2 separate regions of the Homo sapiens genome follow, and region 1 is linked to region 2. The links are chromatin contacts, found by Hi-C in ENCODE. All regions are on one chromosome and are shown on one strand. Each heading gives the region's core, a stretch centred on a gene start or an enhancer-like site at or near the end of the contact. The rest is flanking DNA. Distances are from core to core; before and after follow the strand shown.

Evidence for each region. A loop is a pair of places that touch in the nucleus more often than their neighbours do. Pooled maps may share reads with other maps.
Region 1: a loop to region 2 is called in a pooled map, with 6 times the contacts of the local background. The contact joins the enhancer-like site here to the promoter of LYSMD3 in region 2. A Hi-C loop is called at or near these places in 6 of 50 pooled maps.

The regions. Positions count from the first base shown.
Region 1 is chr5:88,498,504-88,504,303 of GRCh38, forward strand. No RefSeq gene overlaps it. Among named protein-coding and RNA genes, the nearest start is that of LINC02060, 62 kb to the left of the region's middle. RefSeq lists enhancers at 3,628-3,777, 3,788-3,897. Within about 2 kb of position 4,053, at least 5 of the 41 ENCODE cell types and tissues checked have a DNase peak (open chromatin) inside an H3K27ac peak, as active enhancers do.
Region 2 is chr5:90,526,887-90,532,776 of GRCh38, forward strand. It overlaps LYSMD3 (LysM domain containing 3), which reads right to left and starts at 2,698. Exons shown (of 3, transcript NM_198273.2): 1 at 2,562-2,698. RefSeq lists enhancers at 1,969-2,469, 3,095-3,354 and a silencer at 2,735-2,984.

The sequences.
Region 1 (5,800 bases), core at 2,803-5,302, 2.0 Mb before region 2:
ATGAAGAGAAAGAGAGAAGTGAGGCAATAAAAGACATGGAGTAATGCAAATCATTATCATGATGGTCACCACTTCACACAGAGTTCAAAAGAGTTGACAACAGTACACCGGCAGACTTAACTCAGCACAAAGGGACTTCTTCCTAAAAAGGTTATAAGGAGAAGCTTACCTTATTGCTGTCCATGGAATGAAGAAAGGAGAGATTCACCTGTGAGAGGCCTCCCATCTCTCATTTCCTATTGGTCATGATTCATCACACAAGGGGACATCTCCCCAGCACTGCCAATGGACTCTTAGGTCCCCTGGTAACCACTCAGGAGGCCAAATCCCATGCTCGCAACATGGCATTTTATTCATATCTAAAGTGGAAGGGTGACTTGGTACAAGTAAATACCACCTGAGAAAGAGAAGAAGAAATGTCAACTAGGGGATCTGAGAAGATACACATGATTTGTGTCCAATATACTGATTCTCTAGGCCTTGTCTAAAAGTCTCAAAACTCATGATGAGTAGGCTATTCTCTAGAATTCTCTAGTCTTGTGCTTTAACTTGATGAATTACATGCTTGTAATAATCACTTATGTTTATTCTTAAATTTTTTCTGCCATTTGTGCTTGTTATTTGAATTATACAATTATTTAATTAAATACCACACATTAGTAAAATATGAGTGTGACAAGAATGAAAGGTGCTTGTATGGAAATGAAAAAGAGTATTTTGGAAAGACTTAATAAAGGTAAGTCTCTTGAAAAAGGTTTGCTAAGAGAGATGAAAGTGAAATATTTGCAAAGGGCAATGTTAAGAAGCCAGAAGAGTCTGCAGTCATATGGTTTCACCCATGCCTTTGCATTCTTGCTGCATGGAAAAACCCTGCACAAAGCATGATCTATTTGGTATTGCATGAAAGACAATATGGAAATCCAGTCAGCACACTCATCATTGAAGAAAAGTCCTGGCTAACAACAACAAAAATATTGGTCATTTTATATACATTTTTATTAAAAATTAAAAAGAATTTTAAATTACAATTAAAATTAAAAAGAACATTTAATTATTGTTTAAGATTCTTTGCTTTAACCAGCTCTTTTGATTTACCAGCTATAATAGCATGGCTTGATTATGCTGTGGTAGCAAACAACCCCCAAATCTCAGTGAACGATACGACAAATCTTTATTGCTTGCTCACCTTAAATCTGCAGGCTCTGAAACCTATCCTCCATGGGTAGCATCTGAAGCACTTACTGTATGAAGCATGTGTCATCCTGGGTCAATATGGAAAGGAAAGAGAAAACATGAAGAATCCCACGTAGGCATGTTAATGCCCCCTAAGATTGATGCACTTCACTTCTGCACATTACCCAAAGCAAGCCACATGACTAACCCTAAATTCAAGGAGGTAGAGAAGCGTAATCCTCCCGGGTGCCAGAAAAGGAGAAGAGCTAGAAAAACCAAGGAGCAGCAGTGGTGTTCACCACACCAACCTACTGTGCCAGGCATATGGACTACAAGGGCTTCTACTGAATCAAGTGAAGGAAGCTGAGGCAGAGAAATATACTTTTTTTTCTTTAAATAATTAAACATAAATATTTAAAATTGGTAACTTAGTGGCTATATTTTCAATGCTATTCTTTATTTCTGGGAGCTTGTAACCAATTAATTTAGTACTATATATACCTTATCTCGGGTCCAGCTTCTTTGACCTGAGACTACTTACAATAAACAACAGCTTCAGTCCAACAACTGGGTCATGGAGAAAGCTGGGGAGTAAGAAGGAGGTGTCCCTCTCTTGGCTGTTGTATTTTCAAAAGAACGCTTTGGTTAGCTGATAGATGGCTTCTTTATTAGAAGCAGTAATACCTCTAAGTTATCACTTTGTCTTCAGAAAGAGTAACAAATTGTGCCTATATTTAATTTTTTAAAAATTTCCATGAAGAATTGGTGTACTTTTCAATCTACTTATGATATGTTGTGAGTCATTAGAGGTAAATTATATAAATCAAATTATATTATAACCAAGTTATACTATAATATAAAAATGTCACGCTGGGGAGGTGTAGAGATCAAGTCTATTTACAGTGCTGAAGAAAAACCAACCACTTTTTCCTTTTCCGTTAGTCTAAGCAGCAGCCAAGTGTGATGGAGTTTGGAGGGATAGGAAGAGAGACTGTGTGGGTGGAAATAGCTTCTTGGGTGATTCTGATTGGCCCCTCTCTAGCTAAGGGCCTGGCAGTGGGCAGAAAAGTCACAGCACTTGGGAGAACATTGGCTTGACTACTTACTAATTGTATCTCAACCTGGAGCAAATTGCCTTCAGTCTTAGCCTCAGTTTCTTCATCCAATAAGCCTTTTATCTCATAGTGTTATATTAAAGATTATATAAGATAGTAGCCACAAAGAGCCTTAATGCTGTGCTTAAAAACTGGTTTGAAACATTGTAATGAATTCAGGGTAACAAGGGCTTAGTTACCACCAAAATCTTCAAAAAATAATCTGCAATTAAATCCAATATTTAAAATAACAAGAACAAAACACCTACTGCGTGTTTAGAATTTAGACTCATGTGTCTACTACTTAATTTCTACTGCCTGAAATTTTTTTATCCTTTGTGCGTATTGTGCTCAAAATTATAGAAAAGTAGTTTACAAACTGTGTGTCACTCCCCATTCACGGGTAATGAAGGAAATGTAGTAGGATGTGACAAGCATTTTTAAATGAAACAAATAGAATAGAAACAATCAGAACACATCGCATGGTTTCTTAGTAAGAATTGTGTACATTGTAATAAATGGGTCATGATTTAAATATATTTCCTATTGTACTTAAAATTTAAAAAAATTTAAAAAAAATAATAAAAATCTTGTGGAAAATACTCCTCTAGAACAAGCCCAAATGAAATCTGGTACATATTTCTATCAAATAAATCTGATTTTATTTCACTACCTTTTTAATGGAGAATAATAAAATATAAAATATTTTAGCCACCCACCCAGCCAACTTTTTCTTTAGTAATTCCTATATCATTATGTATCCTTTAGAGTGACTTTTACACAGCTAGTATGTCAAGAAAAGCAAACGTACATGATATTGGACAAGAAGTGGTTACACAGTACGTCCAAGTTACCGTTGCTTACAGGAGATTTAAAGGTGTTGCATAGGCACTGCCAAGGCACCAAAGAGACGGTGGATCCAATTAGATTTCCACCCTTCACAGGAGGGACTTGTCCCACTTAGGTGGCTTTAAAATGTCTTTCTATGTCACATAAAGAACAGAATGCAACAACAGAGGAGAGAAAACAGCTTGTCATAGAGACCAGAGGCACAGAGACTCTCTGAGCAGCAAAGTGAGTCCTGAGGCAGTAAAGCCTCCCTGGTTGTCCCTGACCATTTGGGACGAGGTCACCACCCCAGGATCCACAGATTGGGCCAGCATAGAGATGTTTCTCCGAAAGACATGACAGCAGAGACTGATCACCACATGCATTGTATAAACTTTGTAGATCATTGTACCTGATTGTTCAGAGTCAATCATCTGTAGTTCTCATTCCAGCCTTTAGTCATTCTCAAGAAATCAAGAAAATGTCATTTTTGTAATATTCTGAGTTCAAGAATCTCCCTACACATGGGAAACAGGTTACCCATACCAATTAAATCAGAATTTTGATGCCCTGTGTGGACTAAACCAGGGAAGCAGCCTCTTCTAAATCCTGCTTCAATGAGGCTTATGTCTGCATGGGTGTGCTACTCATTGAACACAAATATAAAGGTGCCACCAGACAAGGAGTTTTTCTGGTTCATCATTGCACTGCAGGATGCCATGAAGGAGTCACAGGCTGTGGCTTCCATGAAGCCCGTGACAAATTTAATACCCTATTACTTGTGTCGTCTGCACTAGCACTTCATTTGGTGACATCACTGGGTACAACTAAAGTTGAAATTTGTGTGACATTTTTGCAGGTGTTGCTTTTCACCAAAAATGTTATTTTACATAGTTTAGCCACAGTGCAGTGCTTTAAGTCTAGAACTAAACCTCAGGAAATCTAATGAGGTTGAAAAGAAAAGTGAAAGTTAACGGCTGCAGCTTTAACAAAGGCTCATCCTCCCTCCGGCTCTAAAGAGTCAGTAACTGAGTTCAGTAACTGAAAATTAAATTAGAAGAAATGCCACCTCTGCAGCTACAGCTACCTTTAGCATTAACAATAATATAGAATGGGATGGGGGTGGGGGGTTCTGCTCAATAGAGCCATCAAGAAACTTTCAGAGCCTTTAAACGGGATGGAATCTGCTCTTACCATGTTTTAAGCTTCCCTTGGTTTTATATTTTGCCCTCTCTCTAGCCTTCATTTCCCTCATAGCCATATCCTTGTCGTATTTTTTCTGTTCTCTCCTTTCTGCTGTTTTTTCCTCCATTGCAAGTCTTAATTTCCATTTTCTTCTCTTCCCCCACTGCCACATTTTTTTCCTTGATTCTCTGAGTTTGTTTTCCCTCCCCTACCATGTTTACATCTTTACAAGAATAATTTAACTGATGACAAGGTTTTTGTGATTTGCCCTGTTCAGAATCTGGGAGAAAACAGTTAAGGATTCTCCAGGGCATAAGGCTTTTGACTTTATCTGGTCACATCAAATGAACAGGAACCATTTTCTCAGGATCGTATTATCACAGTAAGTGATAAGGATGTGCAGGAAGAACTTACGAGCAGTGGCTCACATTTAAAAAAAAAAGGCTGGGGGGAGGAGTGGCAAGAAAGGAAAACATATTAGCCTTTGTCAGGCTCCTCCCCATTCTTCAAATAAGCATCTCTAAAAAACAATCAAGCAAGGTTGTCAATTTGGCCAAAAATCAGCAATGTTTTAATATAATAAGATAGTACTGCCACCCATTTACTTCTAAACAAATTGTGAAAGAACCTAACTATATTATATAGCTATAAAGAAATAAAGGCTATTTTATCATAATTTGATTATGCTACAAAGCACTATGCATAGCAATTCGTGGATCTAATTTTAGTAGTAATAATCTCTTGCCCTGTTATGTAAATGGAAAAAGACTTTCTACAGGCTTCAGATAGAGATAAGCTTAAGATCGAAAGCATGCAAAAGCCATGGTTCAATTACTCTAAAGTGATCTGCATCATATGTTACAGTACATCTTTCTGCCTTTGCACAAAAGCTCGTATCTGCTGCAAATTAGCCATCCTTTTCTAAATGCTACAGATGTCCTCTGAGAGTTAACTGATTCAAATTAAACCAAAATCCTGCAACTACAAAATAATAAGGGGCATTTAAAAATTTTTCAAAATGCTTTTCCCTTTCACGGTTTTCCCCAATTTTTGCACCGTGCCCCCACCCCCCCTTTATTTAAGAAAAGACAATTGAAACTTTACAAGTACAATTAGTTTTCACTCCCAGGCCAATCCATTTTGTGTAAGGATAAACTACCAGGATGATCCCTTTCCATGTTAAGTCTCCACAGGCCACAGAGATGCAAGCTCAGACCAGACTTCTCAGGTACTAGCCTGGCCCCCCAGCAGACAAAACTCTCACACACATCTTGGAATACAAGCCTCTAGAAATAGAGCACTTCACCAATCCTTATTCCCCAGTCTCTTTGGTTGCTCATCAAAATGAAGTTTAGAGTAATCCAAAAGTTAGCTACCCCCCGGAGCACCAGGGCTTCAGGGATAGCTGGAGCCACCCATTGGAAGTACCAGGCTTCCCTCTCAGCGGGCCCGTTCCCCTGCATCTCTCTACAACTTAGGTTTATTCACTCCTACTGCAGACAGTCTTTTCCCATACTCTG
Region 2 (5,890 bases), core at 1,448-3,947:
GATGAAAATGAATTTGTGAGTACATATATTACCTAGAGAGTATAGAAAAAGAAGAGGGTCCAAGACTGAGCCTTGAAGAAGTCCAAAATTCAGTATCTTGGTGAAAGGAAATCAGCCTGAAAATATGGATAAGGAGTGTCCAGAAGAGGGAGAAACCATGGAAGTGTTATGTCATGGAAGCCAAAGCAAAATAACATCTCAAAGACTCACTATTTTTTGAATACTATGGATGAGTACCAAGCGAAACAAAAACAAACAAACAAAAAACAGAAAAGACCAACTCCAAAACTCTGAGTATATAAAATGGATGACAATAAATTACAAAGGTTGAGAATCCCTAACCCAAAAATCCAATCTTAAATACTCTGAAATTTGAAATACTTTGAGTGCTGACATGAAGCCACAAATGGAAAATTCCACAACTGACGTTTCAGATTTCAGATTAGGAATGCTAAACCTGTACAGGTATTCTGGTGATGTGCTTAGGTACCCTGAACACATTATTTTTTCACTGTATTAATGGTATTTTTTTTTTTTTTTTTACTGTTAAGCACTTATGTGTGAAAAAGTGTAAGAAAATGACTGCTTATTAGTAGCATACAAATTCAGAGTTAGGAATGACGGTGATGCCAAACAACCACAAATTTTCCACAAGGGTGGCTGAGATAGTGACACTTTTACCTGCTGATGGTTCCAGGTACAAGAACTTTTGTGCACAAATCATATAAAATTACCTTCCGACTATGTGTATAAGTTGAATATGAAACACAAATTTCATGTTCAGACAGGTCCCATCCCCAATGTATCTTATTATGTATATGCAAACATTCCAAAATCCAAAGAAATCTGAAACACTTCCGGTCTCAAGCATTTCAGGTAAGGACTACCCAACCTGTACTTTCTAGGCATATACTTATCATAAAATGCTTTAAAACTATTTAATATAGTTGAATCCAACCCTTGAAAAGCACTTTCTGACCTTGCTCTAATGGCAATATTATAATGCTTTAAAAGCTCAAGAGTTCCTATTCAGATAACACAGATAACTAATAGCTATATGTTAAGTAGATTATTTCAACTGTTCTCTGAAGTGCTACATTATTACCAAGAACTAGGATTCCTAACTTGACAGCTATGAAACTAAAGAAAACTATCACATTTTATATCTCAAAAGCAGTTTTGAAGTCATGACCACATCTTTTCCTCCAAGGATAACAGTTTTATTTCCACTCATTTAACCAGGTCTTTTTTTAATCTTGTGTCTTTAACCTAGGGAATGTCTTTGAATCCTGTAGATTCCAGGCAAATTTTATACATATGTATATTTTTCTGGGGAGAATTTTCATTGCTTCATATTCTCAAAAGGCATCCATGATCAAAAAAGTTAAGACTTAATATACAGCAATTTACACTTGGCTATACCGACCTACTTATGTGTCTTGTTAGACAGTTTCACCCTAATAATTTGTACTTAGAACTTCAAAATTGGCTTAGTAGTGCAGCTAACTGAAAATCACTAAGCAATGCCCCAAAGCCATTTTAGATACTTGTTTCTATCAACCTCTCTCCACGATATATTTCTAAATATAATTTAAAGGTCAGAACTTCACCTGTCTCACTATCTCTCCACTCCCCTTTATAATGAAATGCAGGCAGCTGACTATCGTGTTACAAATCTGGGTATTCTGAATGATCAAGAACTGGCTGTGTCTTCAACCGAAGTGAACAGACTGACCCAGGCGATCACTCCAGTCTACTACTCAGAGATTAGAAAATACATAATATTTAAGTCATCTGGCTCAATTCTATTCACCTCTCTTAATTCTCTTAGAGCAGGAAAAAGGCACGAACTCCCTTTCAGAAACTTGGAACAAGCCTGCGTGCTACCTAGATTACGAGGGGCCACAAAACAGTGTTAAAGCATTCTTCAGCTCAGTCTGTAACTGAAAACGGTTTCCCAAACACCTTCGTACTGTAGAATGGCTGCTGGGTGTTTCGCCTTGACCTTCTTTAACTAAGCAAGGTGCAATAAGAGGGTCACAGGGCACAAGTTAAAGCTGCAAAGGGACAGAATCAAAGGCACCCTATCCGCTGCCAGGGACAATTTTGTTTTTTAAAACTTAACTACCTCCTCCCTCTGTATTCCACACGTCAAGTTTTTCTTTCCCTGCTATCGTCAGCGAAGATTACGTCTCAGAGTCTTCTGTCACAGCATGACACTTGAACGATGTGACAAGATGCCGTCAGCGAATATTTCACGCCAACATAAAGTCGTGGGAGAAATGCTGTGTTTGGGTGGGAAATTAGCTGCCCAGGTAATCCAGCAGGTAGGCGTCCTTCCTCTGAGCCTCAGTTTCCCCGACAGTGTGACAAGAGGGCCTGGCAGGGCTGGTCTGGAAGTTCTTCCCTGTCTCGGGGGTGTCCGCCACACGGGCCGAGCCCGGCCCTGCAGCCCCCACCACACCTGTGGCCGAGGCTCAGCGCCTCCCGTGAGGACGCAGCTGGGGCTCAACCCCGCCCTCCTGGACCGGGCTACCCTCACCTCCTGCCACCATCTTTACCTGTCCCCGTTAGCAGGGAGCACTCTGCGAGAAGATGGCCAAAAGGTCCGCCGCCGCCGCTGTCCCGGGTAAGTTCATGGCCGAGCCTCTGCTTTGGGCTGACCCCGTCCGCCTCCGCCTCTGCCGCCAACGTCTCCGCCTTCCGGGCCGTACGCCGCCGCCACGTCCGCAAACCTGAGATGCGTCATCGCGTCAAGTGGGCGGAGGTGGGAAGGGGCGGGGGAGGACGCGGAGGGCAGCCCAAAACGGGGGAGTCCAACCACAGGTCCACGCCCGGCACGCAGGCGCAGGGACTCCTCCGGGGCCCGGGGGCGGGTCCAATCCCCGGGCCCGGGGGCGGGTCCAATCCCCAGCCCCGCCCTTGACTCCGCTCCTTCCGTGCCGCTTCACTCCCCGAGGAAAAGATTTGGTGGCCAAGTCAGCGGATCCAACCCGCGACCACCAGCGACCTACTGGCTGCGTCTTTGTCCAGCGTCCACACTGCGCTGGCAGAGACTGTCGGGTGCACCCTGAGGACGAGGCGTGGCTCAGGATGTGTCGGGGAGCTGTCTTGCATTTTTTTCTTGCTGTGCATCTCGAATTTTCTTTAGGGTGGGAAAGGACACCTCAAAAACACTGTTGACATCACGGTTTCAGAAAATTGCGCCATGTTTGTTACCCTTTTCATGCTGAAGACTCCAGACTGCTGCAGAAGAGGCAGAATTCTGGAGAGAAATCCTTGGGGGACCGAGGACGAGGGTTGGAGGGGGTTGTCTCACCCTTCCTGTTTTTAGGTGAGGGAAGTGAGCCACCTAGAGTCAGGCCCCAGGAAATGTTTTCCCTGGCTCGAGGAGTCAAGGGAGTCAACAAATTGTAATCTAACTTATTTTGGTTTGAAAATTAACTGAGTCATTGGTAGTCACCATTGGACTCTATGGAATATTAGCTTATTAAATAAACTCATGACTTCATACATGATTTTTATCACAAATGTGTTAAATGAGTATCATAATGTGTTTGAATTTATGTATGACTTTGGCAAAAGCCGCAACTACTTTTGCACCAACCTAATTAATGAATGTAAAGCATTTTAATGAGTCTGATGTCTCTCAGTGTTGATATTAGAGACGTTGCACTTTGACAACCATGCTAACTGTTACGACAATATCCATTTTAGGCACAAATAGCTGGGGTGCAGGGTGCAGAGCAGTGCTTTTCAGAATGTCTGAATATTTATACATTAGAAAGCCTTTGAAGCTTGGTTTTAAATTGTTTTTCAAAGAGTATGTTTTTGGTTTTCTGGTAAGTGCCTCTGCAAAGGTTAGGAGTTTTGCATTGCAATAGTTTTCTTTTATTAGCAGGGATAGGCACTGTGCTTCCCAGCGCCACAAAAAAAAACTGCAGGAGAAGACTTTTTTAAAAAGTTTGTCTGAATTGTTCTGTGTGTTGTTGCCCTCATGACACCCCTGTCTGTAACCATTTATCACTGAGACGTTCTCTCATCAGCAGACAAAGGATATATTCCCTGCTTGATATGTAGGACTTCGGCTGCTTAGCCCTCATGAATGTTAATGGGAATACAACCTTCTTTCTGTCTATAGGTTACTTTTCTTATTTTAATGTCAATAGACAGCGGAATTAATGTGAGAGCCAAAGTGATAGATTTCAAGCACTTCTATAGGACCGATACCTGTATCCTTCATATAAATAACTTTCTCAAAGATATCTGCATGCTCTTGAATAGTTATTTGTATTTAACAAGGATGCAAATATTAAACTTTTTATAAAAATGGAAGAATAGGATTATATTTTATTATTAGAATATACAAAAGAAGCAGTTAGCGTGAATTTTGGCCAAGTTCCAAAAAGCCGGCCAGTAGGAACAAGCATTTTGTCTTTGAGAAAAAGGATGTCCCCAGTGCTCAGCAGAGCCAAAGGATTTTTAGTGTTTCAAGATTTCACCTGACACAGTTTCTGTTAAAACGCTATAGATGAAAGAATATGTCATTTCTAGGAATATGTGTTTTAGTCACTAACGTTTAGTTTTTGTGAGTTGCCCTAGAGTAGAAGTTGTACTGAAGTGAGAGTGTAAATTGATGCAACCTGTTAGGCAATATCTATCAAAATTTTAAATGCAACTGACTGAACTATTACATTGCTAAGTAATTACCTTAGATTTACTTACAGACACATATGTGCAAGATTTAACAGATATGTTCAGGAATGTTTGCACAGTAATAGCCAAAATCTGAAAATATTTTAAATGTTTATCAGTAGTTGACTGATACTTCCGGTACATTAAAACAATATAATGTTATACTTGGTTTCAGAAGAGTGAAGTTAATCTGGCATTTGCTGATTTATTCATTCATTTACCTAATAAGTTTCTGTTGAAGAAAAACAGTGCTTAAAAAGACAAATTCCCCTTACTTATGGAGCTTGAATGACTGAAGCGTGTAGAAAGATCTTTAAAATGTATTTTAGTCTATTTTAGGAAGAAAAAATAGGAGGTATGATATTATTTCTATGGAATAAAATTTCAAATAAGCATCCCTCATCCTACCCCCCGTACCCCACCGACACACATATACACATACACATTCACACACACATATATGCAGAGAGATGCACTTAATTTTTCTATCTGGAAAGTCACTCAAGGAATTTTAACAGTGGCTGAAAAGGACTAGACATGGCAGGGGAGTAGGCAGGAAATTTTGCCTTTTCCTCTTAGAACTTTCTATATAGACTGAATTTTTATTACTACATGCTTTTATTATATTAAGAATTAACACATTTTATTTCTAAGTAACTGGACTTGTTTATTCTGGAGCTAACCTATAGTTAACCATCCATCTCTTAGTCATTCCTGAGTCTGTTTGTACTTTGTATTCAGGCGGCAAATGTCTGGAGAAAAGAACCAGATCAATTCTCTTATAAATCAAAAAATGAAAGGGTAACAAAACATTGAATTCTTTTTACACGTCTTCTTGATTTTCCTCTTTCTGATTTCTTTCAACCCTGCTCTTTTACTCTCTCCTCCTTCCTATTATTCCTATTTCTATCCTTATAGCAGCCTTTTCTATCCAGCTTCTACTTTTCAGAAGCAGAACTAGAAAGAACTGTTGGACAATAAGGAAATACTTTAAGTAATCTCAGATGAAGTTAAAATTGGATTATGGAGTGAAACTTAAAAAAAAAAAAAACTCCCACATCTCTGATCTTCAAATAACCTATGTAGAGAGAAAATTATTGTGTCTCTTCTCTCGAAGTGTTGGAAAAAAACAGACTGGATGATTTGGATATGTTCTGCTAGCAGGTGTACCACATGACCTCTCTAGCTGCCTTTA